Regions from separate parts of the Homo sapiens genome. Here region 2 is linked to region 1. A link is a loop called in an ENCODE intact Hi-C map of the cell type or tissue named here. Cell type or tissue: chondrocyte. All regions are shown on one strand. Links, peaks and the distances in the headings refer to the core of each region. The heading gives the core; the rest is flanking DNA. Region 1 holds the start of GALNT16 (polypeptide N-acetylgalactosaminyltransferase 16). Region 2 overlaps GALNT16 (polypeptide N-acetylgalactosaminyltransferase 16).

Region 1 (8,326 bases), core at 216-8,215:
AGGGGCATGTGGAACTTTGCCCAGCTTACCCTGAGTGCTGGCTTTGACAGCTTTAAAACAATATGAACTGTGCCTAAGAGAAATCCTGAAAAGGAGGAAATGCAAGTTCAAAGTGGCACAGTTGGTGAGACCCCCCCACCCCAGGACATCTTATATCCCTCCTTTTATGGATGAGAAAACGGAGAACTGTGGGCAGGGAAAGTGAGACTCCTGCATACAGAAATTCAGACCACACTGCAGATTTCCCAGTGGCCTCAGAAGCCCTGTACTCGTACCCAGACACAAGCGTTGAAAATGGCACAGGACTTAAACCGAGCTTCACCACTTACTTGCTGTAGGATTCCAGGCAAGTTGAGTAGCCGTTGAGCTTCAGTGTCATCATCTGCAGTTGGGGATATGATCATCCTTAGCTCAGGGTTGTAGGGGCTTTAGAGACAGTATAGGTGACAGTACCTGGTAGGTACTGAGTAAACTGCAGCTATTATGATGACTCTTGTTTTCACAGTTCAAAGTATGTGAAGAAACAGTGAATTCCTTAGGTGTTGCTTTGATTCTGTGATGCTGCTGGAGTCCATTCCTAGTACCAGAGAGGAAACAACACTCATTGTCATTTCTGAGCATTGAAACCTATCCCAGGGAGGGCCAGTTCTGCACCCACTTGGGATTACAATCTGAAACGAAGACCACAGACTGTAGCCAAGGTGGCAATTCCTGGTCTTTAGCTCTGCCAGAGTGCCTATGGCTTCAGGCACATTACTCCACCTCTGTCTATGTGGAATTCCTGTCAGTCAAATGAGCATGGCAATTACTTGCTGTCTTACCCCCACCCCACCCCCATCATCCCCCAGGGAAGTGCCCAACTAAGGAACAACTGTGGTGAAGTCATCTAGAGAGGCTACGCTTCACTTCTGTGCAGTCTTTCTGGTGGTGGGGGCCAAGCAAACCTTCTCTCAGGGACAGAACTACCAGGAGTGACCATTTGGGGCAGATATATAGCATCCTCACCACTGAGCCCTGGGCAGTAAGTGGTGAGATGTGAGAAACCCTGCCACATTCCAGCCCATCCCACCCCTCCCTCCTTCCCCCCATGGAGCCTTCCTTTTGGAGTCACCAGAAGCCCCAACTGTCTGGTTTCAGTCAGCATGGTCCAGCTTCATCCCCGTGCCGAGGGGTGAGTTTGGAGCCTTTTACCAGGAGGTGATAGGTGATGTGATGTCTTCGAATCCCACATCCAAAGGCAACTAGAGATGCACAGACCAGGCTGGGATGAGGGGAGCAGCCTATGACAACAGGGCTACTCCCCAAGTTTTCACCTGGCTCACCTGAGAGATGTGTGAAAATGGGGGCACCAGGAGGGTAGTTCCCTTACATTTTCTTGGTTGACCTGAGAGGCCTGTGGAGCCTGATTCCCAAGGAGCAAGGTCTTTCCTGGCCTCCCACAAATGGCACCGCTGGATCTGCCCCATGATTCCTGCGGAAACCAGATGGAGGTTTGGCAGTGGTTTTCTCCATCTATGCAAACAAGCCCTGGCCCCTGGCGCAGTCTTATTAAACTCCCCAGGGGAGAGAGACCTGGGAGAGCATCTGGCGTCTCCAGACTCCTGCCCCTGTTGTGACTGCCACACCTTATGCCTGAAATTCCCTGCTACTTGTGTAGACCCTTTGTGAGGCCCTCTTTGTGCATTCTCTTCTTTCTAGGTCCCATTCCTGCGTGGGTCACTTTTGGACTTGTCTAAGTGTCATCGTAATTAGTCTTCTGAGTGAGGATATCGTATTGCAGTAATGACCCTGGGTTTTCCTCAGCAAAAACCCAACTAGGGTTTCTTCACCTCAACAGAAATGTATTGAGCATCTATTATATGTGCGGTTCAGTCTCGAGTGCTGGAGAAATGGAGAAAAGCCACCTGATTTTACTTCTATCTGTCAGGGTGGTGCTCATGGGATGCTTGTGGGGGGGCATGATGCTGTGACTTCAGTTTGCCTGATTCCCCAGATGGCTTCATTTAGAGGCTGGACCCTATGTGGGTCTTCGGAGTAGCCATGGTGTCCAGCAGTGCCAGCAGGAAGCAGACTCCTCAACAACTCTGCCCCGGCATTCAAGGACCTCCTGAGTTCAGACTCACCCAGCCTGGCCAACCTCAACTCCTATCAAATCCTAGGCCCCCTGCAACGCCTGGCAGCTCTCTCTCTTGAACACATCAAGCTCTTCCATCCTCTGGATTTTTGCAAGGCCTATTTCTGCAGTCTCTCCCCTGTCCTCACCTCCCCCTTCCTTACCTCTTAAGTGATTCATCCACCTTTCTGAGAGCTTTCCCAAAGGCCACCTTACAATAAATTATTTCTTCCTCTGTTGGATCCCTACTTTGTTGTTACACATCTATTCATTGAGCGCTCTGTGCCCGACACTGTGCTGGTTTCCTAAAACTCATCCAAGCCTCTTGCTTTCTGCCTGGAGTGAAGAGTAGTTCACGTTCTGATTCTCAGTGCCTCTAGGGCTGGAGCGGAATCTTAATGTCTGTGTCCTCGTCTCTCACCACCGCGTTTTGCACTTTGTCGAAAGGTGTCAGATGGTGAGATGGCTTCTAGACTGGGCTCTGCCCACTAATTAGCTGTGTGGCCTTGGGAGAATCATCCGGCCTCTCTTGCTGCCCTTCTTTCCGATGAAATAATGCTGACGATGATATTTCAGGGTTGTCCAGGGGTCAATGAGGCGGGATAGAGGGAAGCATCGTGAAATCTGGGAGCCCCAGGCCAGCGAAAAATGTGGAAGGGCCGTACCCGCACTCTCCTAGCACTGGGTGTGAGGCAGCGTCGTTTCCCCTTCGCGCTCTTCGAATGTCAAGTGCACCAGCTTCCAATCCCTCCTCTGGGCGGGCCCGGTCTGGCTAATCTCAGCTGCAGATTCCAGTACAAACTCAGGACTCTCCCCCGCCCAGCCGCCCCTACACAAGGACTCGCCGAACACACCTTGAATCCCGCGCCAGAGCGCAGCCCGGAACTGCAGCTCGCGGCGCGGGCCCAGGTCGGGGGTCGCGCGTCTCCAGTCGGTGACTCAAGGCCGCTCGGTCCGGGGGTGGGTGTGGGTCGGCAGGACCGACCAGGGCCGCGCGGGGGCAGCTGCCGGGCGTTCGGTCACCTAGCGGTGGGAGCCGAGGCTGGCTTTGGCCAGTCGCCATTCCGCCGCGGGCGTCTGTCTCGCCGGGTTCCCGGGCGCGGGAGGAAGGCCCGCGCCGCTTCCCACTCGGCGCGCTTCTCTCCCAGTGCGCAGTGGCCTGGTGGGTCAGCCGGCGGCGGCTGGAGCGCGGGGCCGGCCCTGCGCACGAATGAATGGGCGCCCGGGGGACGCGCGCGCTCGGGGCTGAAGGGCATTAGGACCGTGAGGATCGCTCCGCGATCCTGTCTCTCCCTATCACCCCCCCGCCCCCCCACCTCTCTCCTTTTTCTGCTCTGCAGGACTGAGCAGCTAGGCGCGAGCGAAAACAAACAGCTGGGGCTGCGAGCGCCCCCGCCCCGGCCCCGAGAGCACGCCGGCCCAGTCCCCCACCTGGGGCGCCCGTCTGCCCACCATGAGGAAGATCCGCGCCAATGCCATCGCCATCCTGACCGTAGCCTGGATCCTGGGCACTTTCTACTACTTATGGCAGGACAACCGAGCCCACGCAGCATCCTCCGGCGGCCGGGGCGCGCAGAGGGCAGGCAGGAGGTCGGAGCAGCTCCGCGAGGACCGCACCATCCCGCTCATTGTGAGTACGCCCCGAGCGTCGGCCGGCCGGCTAGGGAGCCGCGGCGCGCGTCCAGACCCTGCGCGGCGGCCGAGGGCGCGGGGCCCGGCCAGGGCTGAGTGCCCGCTGCGCCGGGCCGGCTTTGTATATGTTGGAGCATTCCTGCCCGTTGTTATGGCAACCTCTGCCGGGCGGCGGGGCTGGGGCGCACCGACTAAGGGAGGGTGACAGAGGGTGGGGGCTGGGAGAAAGTGCTGCAAGTTTGGTGGGCCCGGCGTGCGCGCGCGGCTGGGAACGTGGCGGCTCTCCCGGCTCTGCGCTGCCGGGGCCGGGAGTCTGGGGGCTGCGGGAGCCTCGTGTGCCCCGGAAGGCTGCCGGGCCCAGCGCGCGGCGAGCGGGCGGTGGGAACCACTCGCAGCCGAGCGCGTAGGTGGCAGTGCGCAGCCCCTCTCCAGCCTTCTGGGGGCAGAGGACATCGGGTGGGGGCGTGGGTAGGGGAAGGCTCTCTAGGCGCTGCGCCTGGCTTCGAACCCCCTTCTGAGCCGGGTCAACTTGAACCCGCTTCTTCGGCGCGGACACCCAGCTTCCCCGGAGTTCTCTGGGTTGAGGAGAGGTCTCGCACTGTACGCGTCTCTCACTCCCAACCTTAGGGTCCGCCACCACGGGTAGGTGGGCAGTGTCAGCGCCCGAACTTGGCGATACCCTTGCATGAAGTCAGCCTCGCGACATCTAAGCGGGCAGGGAAACAAAGGCAGTGTGGCACAGCGGGGGCGGCGGCGGGGCTGCGGGGGCCCTTGGCGCTCTGGGGACCCGGGCGGGGGCGTGCGGAGCCGCAGCCGCCCTGCAGGGGGCGATCCTGTCGCCGTCTCCGTCCGAGCCCCAGGTGACAGAGCTGTGCGTGGCCAGGCAGGGGCACCTGTTGAGGCGGGAGGCTTTGGCACCCGCCGAGAGTGCGCTCGAGCGGGCGCATTCTTCCAGACGGGGGCGGTTGGTGGACGAGAGCCTCGGACGACCCTCGGGAACTACCAGGGCGGGGCAGCCTGGCCGGATGAGGACCAGGAAGAGGAGAGCCGAGTGGGGCGGGGGTAAAGGAGTGAGGAAGCGTGGCGATTCCGACAAGGAAAGATCTGGGCCTGGGGGTGGAGGGGTGAGGAGATCCGCGGGGGAGGTGCAAGGTCCGGAGGGCTGAGGCTTGTGTGGAGCCGAATCCGAGAAACGCATCCAGACGCGGATCTGAACCCCAGGAATATCGGGAAGTTCATTGGAGAGTGTCCCCTCATATTCCCATCCTGCCCCAGATTCCGAGTCCCCTGCAAAGGAAACATTATTTCAGGGCTTTGCCTGAGGAGACCTGGGGCGGGGGGGTGAGGTTGTGGGTTTTGTCCTAGATACCAGTCTGGGTGAACTCTCTGGGGGCAAGCCTGATTAGGTGCACTGTTCCCTTCTGGGCTGTTCTCCCAGGACACTGTTTCCAAAGCACTTGTCGCCCTTTGGACAGAAAACTGATAAGGAAAAGCCTCCTGTGCTGAGGCCCCAGAGTGTTGTGATCTGAGCAGAGGGACAGGTTGGAGCTGGAACTGTCCAAACCAGCAGTGGCCTCCAGACCCCAGGGAGCTTCCTCTCCAGGAGCCCAGGCTGCCACATTCATACTCAGTGGCAGGAAGAGCCCTAGTCTCAGGCAAGGCAGGCTGGCCAGATGCTCTGTCCCTCTTTCTGGTGAGGCGATGAGAAGAGGGTCTGAGTTGGAAGGGGCGGAGAAAGAGGCTGGGCAGGGAGGAGAGGAGGGAAGAGAGCACAGGAGACTGCTGCTCAGAGCCTCTGCTTTGGAACCCGGAACCTGAACCCTGACCTGGCCCATGCACCTCTCTCCTGCTCCTTCCAGAGTCCTGTAAGATGCACTGGGAGGGCCGCTCACATTTCTCAAGAGTCCCAGAATGGTGTAGGGGACCTGCTGGAAGGATTCAGCACTCATTTTGAGGGGTGGGAATTGGAGGTCATGAGAATCACCAGTAAACATCCTCTTGTCCCTGCTTATTCCCACAGGGTTTGACTTGCTGCAGGTAAGAAAAGGTCTCAGAGCGGGAAGCTAAGTTTAAAGTATGAAGGAGTATCAGGGAGATACCTGGGAGCTGGGAAGTGAAGGTGCAGGAAGAAAGGGAGAATGGAAGTCCCTGGGAGTGGCAGAGCCTTCTGTGGCCACTTAGGGGCACAGCCAGCTCCCTCTTTGTTCTTAAGCTTTAGATGCCTGTTCCACCAGCACTGACCCCCCCGTCAGGCACCACTTTTGACAACTGCCTTGCATTGTTTCATTGTATTCCTCTCTTCCAGTTATTTCTTCCATGTGATTTGCAGCTGAATGTAAGTGATGCATGCGGGAACTGTGCTGGAAGCTCCTTGCATCCCCACATTGATGCACACAGCAAGATTTCTTTTTTTCTTTTTTTTTTTTTTGAGATGGAGTCTCACTCTGTCACCCAGGCTGGAGTGAGGTGGCATGATCTCGGCTCACTGTAACCTCCACCTCCCGGGTTCAAGCGATTCTCATGCCTCAGCCTCTCGAGCAGCTGGGATTACAGGCATGCGCCACCACTCTCAGCTAATTTTTGTATTTTTAGTAGAGATGGGGTTTCATCATGTTGCCCAGGCTGGTCTCAAACTCCTGACCTCATGTGATCCATTCACCTCAGCCTCCTAAAGTGCACAGCAAGGCTTCTTAAAGGAGTGAAATAGGATTCTCACCCATTTCTGGGGGCAGTCAATGCTTCACATCCCCCTAATATTATTGTATTATATTCATATCTCCTTAATATTTTATTATCAACTGTAACCTCTAAGTAAGGAGGTGGCTCTAAGTAAGGAGGTGGGGGATGTACGTTCAAGCTTCTGCAGGCATTGAATGCTTTGTTCAACTTAAAAGGGGCAGGTGCAGCTGAGGATTTACTTTCTCCCTGCAATTTGTGGTAACCGCTTATTCAGAAACATTTCTCTGTCTAGTTGGGCCAGGATGCTGCATGTGGATTTTCAGATTCTTAGAGAATGATGTGGCTAGCCCTGCTGTCAGAGGCTGGCAAATTCAGACAGGCGTCATCATTGCTCCCTTGGGGAATCAGAGAGCTGAGCTGGGAAAGGGAGGGTCTGCAGAAGCGCCTGGACCTGGAGGCAGCTCTGCTTTCACAATGTCTGGACTATTTGAAGCCAGCCAAGTTGCTTCTGGACCTTGGAGATGCCTGTTTGGCATTACAGGGTGTCGGCATGGCAACCGTATGGCCAGATTTCTCAAGAAGGTCCTGATTTTTAATATTCTGTCCTGCTGTCGGCCCAAGTGTCACCAATTTTGATGTGAAAAATTTGGCTATGGAATCTGTAAAGCTAAAGGGAGATACTGATTCCATCCCTATATGGCTGCTTACGATGCGGCAAGGTTTGTGATTTTTCCATGCTGTACCCGATGCAGCGAGGCAGTAGATTTGGGGACATCCCCTTGAATCTACACTGATGCACGCTGGGACAGGACAGCAGCCAAACTGGGAGGCAGGGCTGACACAGCCGGCCTTGAGTCTTCAGTCCTCACAGTTGGCGAGAACATTTGTGGTTGTTTTGGTTTGGGACTTAGGTTTTCCATATGCCAGTTCACTAACAGGCATGGGTGGGAGGCTAAGGTGTTATATGGAATTTCACTTTACATTTTTTAAAAAGACTACTCATTTTCGGTATAGGTGCACTCATTTGTGTCAACAGTCTCCTATTTAGAACTGTGAAAGATTTAGGCAAGAATTTCTTAAACCGGAGTTTCTTAGCCTGAAATTGGGATACTACTGAATGACCATGGACACAATACTTAACATCTCTGGACCTTGGTTATTTTGTCGGCTGAAATTGAGTTAAATGATTTGCAAGGTTTGTTGATCCTGAGATAAGCAGATGATAGCTCCATTTCTAGATGTAAATACATGGCTTTAAGGGGGAGTTCTCCTGAAAGGTGTTGTGAAGTTTCTGCTTATGGAGGAACATGCTCCTGTCAGTGGAAGGTCCCACAGGAACCCTTGAGGCCTCGCAGGAAGCCCCCACTTACCTAGCAGAAGGGGATGCAAATGATGGCTTTTCTGGTAGTGTTCTCAGAGAGCGGATGCTTTAATAAGATCTAAAATAATTTATATTTTATTTATAATGTGTGCATTTTGGAACTGTGGGAATATGATTTGCCTAAATATAATAACAGAAAGTGATTTTGTATTTAATTGGTTTAGGTACCACACTTGAGAAAGAGAGTGAGGAGGAAGAAGCACAAACACCCACAATTCCCTTTGTCAAAATGTTCAGATTTTTTTCTTTTCTTTCTTTTCTTTTTTTATTTTCTCTTTTCTTTTTCTTTCTTTTTTTTTTTGGACACAGGGTCTCACTCTGTCACCCAGGCTGGAGTGCAGTGGCACAGTCATGATTCACTGCAACCTTCACCTCCTGGGCTCAAGCGATTCCCCTGCCTCAGCATCCTGAATAGCTAGGACTACAAGTGTGTGCCACCACACCTGGTTGATTTTTATATATTTTTGTAGAGACAGGGTCTTTCCATGTTGTCCAGGTTGGTCTCAAACTTCTGGACTCAA
Region 2 (8,326 bases), core at 78-8,077, 55 kb after region 1:
ATGATGGCATGCAGACCTTGACGCTTTGCGCTTGTGACTACAGCAGAAGTGGCACCGACCTGGACCCCATGTTAGCCCAGAGGGTGTTTCTTGGGGCCTCAGTTGCCTTGAGGTTGTCCTGTCTCAGCAGTTCATCCTGCTCATGTCCTTTTCCTCAGCCATAGAGCAGGACCAGGTTGTTTGAGGGACTGGTACCCTGAGCAAGAATGACTTTGTCTCCCGTTAGGTGTGACTGCTGCTGAGGGTCATCAGGACCTTGAGGGTGTCGCTGGCTGAGAGGACCCAGGAAATCTGGTGGTGTGCTGATTTGGTCTGAGTACACAAACTCTTGTATTTTTCTGTTCTTCCATGTTCTTTTGAGCCATAGTCAAGAAGCGCATGTCCAGGCCAAGGAGTGACAGCACTGGGCAAGTCCCTATCTGAGCCACGAGCTGATGCCCTGATCCTTGAGCCAAGGAAGGAAGCGACCTCCAGCCTGAGCTTGTCAGGACTCAGCTGTGTGCCGGGCACCAGAGGCCAGCCTGCTTTGGAGCTGAGGACTCAGAATTGGCAAGAGGGGATGCCAAGGACATCTGAGCCACAAGCTGGTCTGAAGGCACACAGAGAAAGCTTTGTGCTTAGGCTCTGTGGCCAGACAGCCTCAATTTTGGTCCCGGCTAAGCCACTCAGCAGCTATGTGACCTTGGGCATACTATTGTACCTCTAGGCCTCAGTTTCCACCTCTGTAAAATAAGAATAAGAGGAGCATTTGGAGATAGAAATAAGCCCTTGGCATAGCACCCAGTGCACAGTAGACCCTCAATGAGCCGTCAGCATCAGCTCATTCCTGTTGAAGATGCCCAGTCTTCCCCCCATACTCTGGGCTACAGCAGCTGTGGCTGGAAGGATCAGGTAGGGCTTTTGTACCCTTCACAGACTCAGAGATGCTTGATTTGCACTGGCGAAACTGATAAGCAGATGCAAGCCGAGCATCACATATCTCTGGCATGGACCAGCCTCACACTCCCTCCATCCGCAGATGGCCTCTGGGCTGGGCAAAGGGCGGGAAATGGAGACCTGGGGAGCCTGGTGGACCTGGAGAGGACCCTCGGGTCTGAGCAGAGACTGCCTGGAATGGCGGGCCTGATGCCTTGGCCTAGCCTTAGGTAGAGGACCCTGGGTGGCTCAGATCCCTAGGGGAATAAGCAGTGGGCCTCCCTCCACTTTCTTGGTGAGATCACTGGAACCACAAGCACTCATAAGGCCACAGGAACTCTTTCTCAGTGAAACCAGTAGTGTTGGAAAGCTGTGCAGTCATCAGTACCCCTGGAGGAGTCATATTAGGATGTGTTGGGAAATCTAACTGGAGGCCTTAGGTGGGTTTCCCCAGGCAGCTCCTATCTCGTGTTCTGGATATGTAATTAAACTAGGGCCTCCCAGGCCTGTGGGACAGAAGTGTTGCAAGGTAGTGGATTTCCATAGTAACCATGGTGGCTCTAGCTGAGTTTCAGTTGGCTCTGCTGATGGTGAAGTTCCTGGTCAATACAAATATAGGCCAAAAACCAGACTCGCGGTTAGCCTTCCTGGGAACGGGGTCAGAGGAGATAGCCTTTAAGGTCCCTCGTAGTTCCAAGATCCTGTGATTAGCCCCTCACCATCATGAGTTTGTACAAAGCAGCGGCTCTCAACTTGGTAGCACATTGGAACTGCCTGGAGAGCTTTAAAAACATCTGATGCTTTTGTCCCACCTCCAGAGATTCTGGTTTAGTTGGTCTTGGGTATGGCCTGGACATCAGGCTTTTTGCCATCTTCCCACGTGATTCTAATGTGTGGCCAAGGTTGAGAACTACTGACAAAAAGGCAGACAACGTATATAATAATAGTTAATAACAATTCGTTAGTTAATAATAATAATCACAATTTATGTGCCAGGCACTGTGCAAAGCACATTATATGCATTGCATTCTTGATAATTTCCATTTTCCAGATGAAGAAGAAACATGTTCAGAAAGGGAAGTGACTTTCCAAGGCCAGAGAGCAGTAAGAACTGCCATTCTATACCAGAGCCATGAGAGTTCAAAGCCCTGGCCAGTCACTTCTATAATTGCCACTTTTGAGGCAATGTGCAGCAGAAGATGGGGACATGTCTGGAGCAGACTCCTGAGGGACCCTTGATACTCCACTCAGGCCTCCCCTGTACCCAACCTGAGGTTCCTGGCCCTGTGCAACCTGCAGCACCTTGTCTGGTTGGATGAGACCACTGGCAGCCCAGTGGGGTTGGCTACTTCCTGAGGCAGGCTCAGGGAGGCCCTGTGGAACCCTCCTTTTCATTTGGAAGAGTTGGAACCTGAGACCTTGAGCTCAGAGATGTCGAATTATGTGCTTAGCTTCCCAGCTCTCATAATGAATGGCAGTCTTTCAACTTGGGACAGAGAATCAGGTAAGATTTTACTCCCAGGGGAGTGGGGAGTGGTTGGAAATCACATTTTATTCACCAGGTGTTTTTGGTTTATAGCAGACTCAGGAAAAAAGTCAGGGGCCATCCATAAAATAGGGCCAGAGCCTTTTTACTTGCAGTTTCATTGAAATTTAGTGAAAGGTAAACCCAGCAGGTACCTGTTTTACTGGCAGTAAAAGAAAATTGGGCAACAATTATTTAAAATGAGTCAGAGCTGTTTAAATCTAAAATTTAGGGGTATGTGTATGTTTTAAAAGAAAGTTTACAAGGCTTGGAGATTTGGACTGAACTGTTTTTGATGAAAATGACATGGAAAATATTTTCCTTTCTTATTTTAAACCTTCTTCTTTGCTGTTTGTTTCCTAAATTTAGCAGGAAGCAATAAGCAAATCTAGCTGGAAAAAAAAACTGAAGCAAGTTAGGGAAGTTTCAAGGTCTAATCGAAATGATAGACTGAAAATAAAGCTGTCCAAGGTGAGACAGTAATTCTTCCCATTTTATAGAAAAAAGTCATTATTTCAACTTAAACCATTTCAGATGTGATTGACCTATTGGACACGGAAGTGCTGGATTTGGCACTCCCTAAAAGTACAAAGACTGGGGAGGGAGGCAACTGTCTAAACATCAGCCAAGAACTCTCAGCAGGAGGCTGGAAGGATGTGGGAGGCTCGTCAGCCTGTCACTCACCATCTCCCCAACCTTCCTTCCTCACCATGGCAACACCAGGGCTTCTGGAGCCATGGTCCAGATGGAACCCCCAGTCTCAAAGCCTGAACACCGCCCTGCCTGCTGGGGAAGGCTGGGAATGCCCCACCCAACTCTAGACTTAAGCCACTGGCCAAATGCCAAAGACGGGCCTGATATTTTGGAATGGAGTGTTGACACCAGTGACTGTCATTGTTGTCAGTGACTCACTTGTTGGGTTTTGGGTTTGACTTTGTTTTTTACTTGTGGAGAATGATTTTCTATTTATTGGAAGAACTGCAGGACTGATATCTCTGAACTTTTGGTCACTAGAGAAGAACACCCAACTCAAATCAGTTTTTAAAAAAAAAAATATGTAGGTAGGTAGGTAGATAGATACTTTACATCTCTTGGTTCTGATTGTTTCTTCTTGGTTCATTTTTCAGACAAGGTTTCTCCATGTGATGGACAAGAAGATTCTCATTTTGCACGCTTGGCAGTGCTGGCAAAAAAAAAAGTTCATTGTATAGAAAAGTCTCAGGGAAGATTCTGATTGGCCCAGATCAAATCAAATGACCATTCCTGAACCAATCACTGTGTCTAGAGGTGCAGTAATGAGATTGGCCTAGCCAGGGTCTTGTGCTCACCCTTGTGGTGGTGCTTGGGGTGTTGGTGGGACAGGGGACAGTGAATGACAGTCCTGCCAGAAGCCTATGAGTGGGGAAGAAGATCTCCAAGACAGGCAAACTACCATACGCCGGCTTGGTCCACCTCAGTCTCAAGTATTGTATTTGGCCAAGGGTGCAGGGATGGTGGGGAAAGGAGGAAGGAGAGGCTTGAGATTACACATGTATTCAGTAGCTATTGTTTTTGAGTGCCTACAATCACCAAGGTTTTTCTCTGGGCTTTGGGATTCAGCATGAGACAAAACAGAAAACCCCTGCCCTAGTGAAGCTTATAATCTTGTGGGGAGAGGTAGCCAAAACCCTAAAATAAATAAGTAAAGCACATATAGACTGTGAGATTGCAATGAGTGCCTTAGGAGAAGCAAAACACTGCAGGAGGGCAGGGAATGAGAGGGTCGGGTTGGGGTCACAGAGTTACATGTGGTGGTTGGGGAAGGCTCACAGAGGAGGTGAGGTTTGAGCAGCGTCCTGCAGGAGGTTTGAGCAGGGCCCTGCAGGCCCTACACAGAGGAGCCTTCCACAGAAAGAGAGTGTGGCTGGAGCAGAGCAAGTAAGGGGCAGCAGTGGAAGCAAGTTCAGCAAGGTGACACCTGCCCAGAGAGCGCCTCAGGCCATTGTGAGCTTGGGGGCTTGTAGTCTGTGAGGGGGGGGGGCACTGAAGGTCACGTGATGTATCACAGGGTCCCATTTGTTTGCTGTTTTCTCTCCATTTGATTATAGGTCCTTTGAGAGCAGGGACAATATTTAGGTATTCATTCATTTACTTATCTATTCCTTGATTCAGCAACCACCTGTTGAGTACCTACTGTGTGCCAGGTGCAGGGAGCCCCATGAGGAAGAGCTCACCATCTAGTGGAAAAGAAAGAGAAGTAAAGCACAAATGTCAGTGTCATGTGACATGTGCCCCTGCTTGACATAAGAATTCCACCAACAACCCAAAATACTTTCACTACCCCCTCCAGAGAGGGCAGCCAAGCTAGTCCCATCTAGTGGCTCCAAGCCCAGGATCTCCAGTCTCTTGAGCTGGTCCAGATATAGCTCCTCATGGTCCTGCAGCCAAGTGCCAAATGATGCATTTACTCCCTCGCCAATACACTTAGTGAGCAACATGGATGGAATGCAGGCTAGCAGCAGCACAGTTCCCCTTTAGAAGAGGGGAGGAGGGAAACAGCATCCACTGGTCACACGACATCTGCAGACTCCTGCTCCAGTGGGAGTCAGGGTGGGGTGAGGTTCTGTGGTCAGTTCTCCAGCTCCGCTCTGAGCTTGGGGTTGGCGGTTTCTTCTTTCTGATCCTCCATGGCCAAGCCTGGCATGGGATGGGGCATGAAAGGGACCAGATGCTTGGATTCCTGTTCTAGGGGTTATGTTGCCTTTTGTTTATTTCCACATTCCCAGCCTCTTACCCAGTGTATGTACATAGTAGGTTTTCACTCAGTATTTGCTGAGTTAATACCAGTGTTGTTAAGTACACTGCCTATGAATACACAGGGCAGACATTGAATCAGGCTATGGAGCATGGGAGGGCATCAAAGACGATTTTGTGAATTCATGACTTGGGTGGAACTGCTCATCTCGGCAACAGGGAATGCAGGAGAAGCAGCAGCTTTGGGATAAGTGGGGAATTTGTTTTGAGATGCCAAGTTAGGGGCACCCGTGGGACATTCAAAGACCTGAAGTCTCAAGATCAAAGAATGGGGCTAAAGGCAAAAGGAGGAGTTCAAGAGCTGGAAGGAAATGATTATGATCTGGGCATGGGAACTGGGGTTACATATCGGAAGTAGAACGGCTCTGGGTGGTGACCGGGGCGAGGCCAGAGAGAGCTGAGGAGAGAGGAAGTGAAAGCCCTTCAGAGGTCATGGAATTGTGGCCAGGAGCCACAACCTACCCTTCCTCAGGATCCCCTTCACTTCACTGGCTCAGGGCCAACTGACATTTCAGCTCCAACCCCAAGGAACAGCAGGGTCATCCTGAAAGGAGAGCTAAGGCCTCTGGGCCTGTTGTTTCCATGACACCTGTCTCACAGGTGAAGAGTCAAACCCCAAACCCTGATACCACCTGGAGCGGGGTTGGACCACCCAGAGAGTATGGCTTGTGGAAGGGAACAGCAGACTTTACTTTTCCCAATAGCATCTTTGAGGATGTGTAACTCAATTTCGAGGCCTTGGGAGGAACCTCTCTAGAGAGCCTGGGCCTGAGCAGACATTCTTCCCCAACAGTCTCCATGGCCCTGAGGAAGCCTTGAATGAAGTGGGGAAGGCAGCAGGCTGGGGCAGGGGGAACTATCTCAGAAACCTTACTTCTGCTTCCTGGCACATAGGAGGCGCTTGGTGGAGCTTTGTTGAATGAATGCATGCATGAATGGATGAGTGAATGCAAGCATTCATAAACAAATGAATGCATGTTTAGGTGATTCAGAAGGGTGCCCCAGTGCCTGGTAGATGGGTGACTGTCAGTCAATGTTCACTGGGCAATGAATGAGTGTGGGATGAGGACTCAGAGGTTTCCTGAGCCCACAGAGTGGCCGTAAGTCCTAAATAAACAAACATGGCTATTTCCCACAGCTGACCTGGAGGATAACGAAGTGCATACTCTCCCTTTGGGAGCTTCAGCAAATCATCCCTCTGCAGTTTTTCTTTAATTTTAGCTCCTTTGCCATCAACTGGAGGCTCCGTTCCATTTCCCTGACCTAGAGCTAAGAGGGCATCCATCGCTCTCCCAGGTGGGAAGGACAAAAAGAATCACTCTCCCTTTCAGAGTTGGATGGCTTGGATCCTTCTGGCGATCCAGGGCCCAAGCCAGAACATTCCTTTTGTCCCTCTCTCCCTCCTTCCTTCCTTCCATCTTCCGTCTTTCCTGAAATGGATTTTGAGTTCACTGGGGGCTCCGCCACATCTGTTCAGTCTCTGGCATGGCACCACCTCAGTGTTCCACACAGCAGCCACAGCAGTGTTACCATCATGAGCATCTGTGTCTAGCATGGGGTGGGCCCAGTGGACACGAGGACATCTCCCTCACTGTTCTGCCCTCAGGGAACCTCCAACTGGCTCCTAGGACAGGAGGCAACCCTAGAAGGTAGTATCGCTACAGAGTGGCAGCAGTTCAGGAGATCAGAGCTCCCCGGACCCTGGGCATGCCTGTCCAGTGAGGTCGGGGGCTAGGCTCTCAGGGGAACATAGAGGCCCTGAGCTGCTGGTGACAGTCCCAGTGTCATTCCACACAGCGATCCACTCCCCACAGGTCTAGCTGCCTTGCTGGGACCATCCCTCTAGGACTAGGCCTGTGATAGCATCCTCATGCAAGAGTTTTGTGAGTGGGCAATTCTCACCCTCCTTTCTGCTTCCTCTGGGGCCCCAGCTTCAGCCCAGGGCTGATGGTTGGGCGGAAAGTTGGAGTTGGGATGTACCCACAGTTGATGATATTTCATGGCACTCTGGAGAACATCCAGCCAGCAGTTTGGTTCAAGTAATGAGATGTCAGGGTGCTTGCATCCATCTGTTAATTTCAGATGTGTCCTTCCCCAGTGTCTGTTGCTGGAGACTCTGGGAGCACAGGGTAGGGTGTGGCCATGAAGGAACGGGATGGGCAATGGCATCTGCCATCCATCACTGCCCAGCACTTAGTGCCTGGGGACCAGTGGATCTTACAGGGGCCATTTCAGGAGCAAGCAAAAGTCCCAGAGAAGATGCATCACTGTCTGAGCACTTGAGTTCTGGTAGCTCTGGCATCAGCCTGCAGGGGTTTGCTGTCCTTACAGGTAGTTCTTTATGCAGCAGATTGTCCAAGCCCTGGTGTTTTACTGATCGGGTGCCTCATATAATGCCTAGGCCAGGGCTAGGCCCAAGTTTCTGCCTAGGAGACTGTCAATCTGCAGGCGCTTGGCAGCATCCATTCTGGTTTGTAGTCCCCTCAGGACACCTTGCCTTAGAGGTCTGGTGCACTCCAGGACTCACCCCCCCAATATCCCGCAAAGAACATTGGTTAAGAGCATGGGCTTTGGAGTCGGAATGACCAGTTTAAATCCAGACCTTGTGACTTAATAGCTCTGACCCTGGATGCTTTTTAAAAAGCCTCTTGATGGCCGGGCGCGGTGGCGCATGCCTGTAATCCCAGCACTTTGGGAGGCTGAGGTGGGTGGATCACTTGAGGTCAGGAGTTCAAGGCCAGCCTAGCCAACACCACGAAACTCCACCTCTACCAAAACTATGAAAATTAGCTAGGCGTGGTGGTGCGCACCTGTAATCTCAGCTACTTGGGAGGCTGAGACAGGAGAATCGCTTCAACCTGGGAGGCAGAGGTTGCAGTGAGCCAAGATCTGCACTCCAGCCTGGGTGACAGAATAAGACCCTGTGTCAAAAAAAAGAAAAAAAAAAGAAAAAAAGAAAAAAAAAGAAACCCTCTTGAGCCTCAGTTTTCTCTTCTGTACAGTGGGGGAGATAATGGTCTCCTCCTCATAGAGTTGGCGTAAGGCACAAATGAGGCCACGTGGCTGGCTCCCGCCTGGTGTGTGCTGAGCACT

Evidence for each region. A loop is a pair of places that touch in the nucleus more often than their neighbours do. Peaks named below come from ENCODE experiments on the same cell type or tissue, not always from the same donor. Only the 100,000 strongest peaks of a DNase experiment are listed, where the experiment ranks them.
Region 2: it touches region 1 in a loop (4-fold over the local background); 13 of 110 quality-filtered maps call a loop at or near these places.

What each region holds. Positions count from the first base shown.
Region 1 is chr14:69,256,725-69,265,050 of GRCh38, forward strand. GALNT16 (polypeptide N-acetylgalactosaminyltransferase 16) reads left to right here and starts at 3,434. Exons shown (of 15, transcript NM_001168368.2): 1 at 3,434-3,743. The coding sequence starts at 3,567. GALNT16-AS1 (GALNT16 and EXD2 antisense RNA 1) reads right to left here and starts at 3,803. Exons shown (of 4, transcript NR_184249.1): 1 at 3,566-3,803; 2 at 330-577. RefSeq lists a silencer at 4,480-4,539. In chondrocyte, for the core only: CTCF peaks have their summits at 3,121, 3,321 and 4,581 (motif pointing right); DNase peaks (open chromatin) are centred at 2,967, 3,510, 3,930, 4,697 and 1 weaker place.
Region 2 is chr14:69,312,327-69,320,652 of GRCh38, forward strand. All of the region lies in intron 1 of GALNT16 (polypeptide N-acetylgalactosaminyltransferase 16), which reads left to right. Among named protein-coding and RNA genes, the nearest start is that of GALNT16-AS1, 56 kb to the left of the region's middle. In chondrocyte, for the core only: a CTCF peak has its summit at 4,667 (motif pointing left); DNase peaks (open chromatin) are centred at 1,065 and 4,915.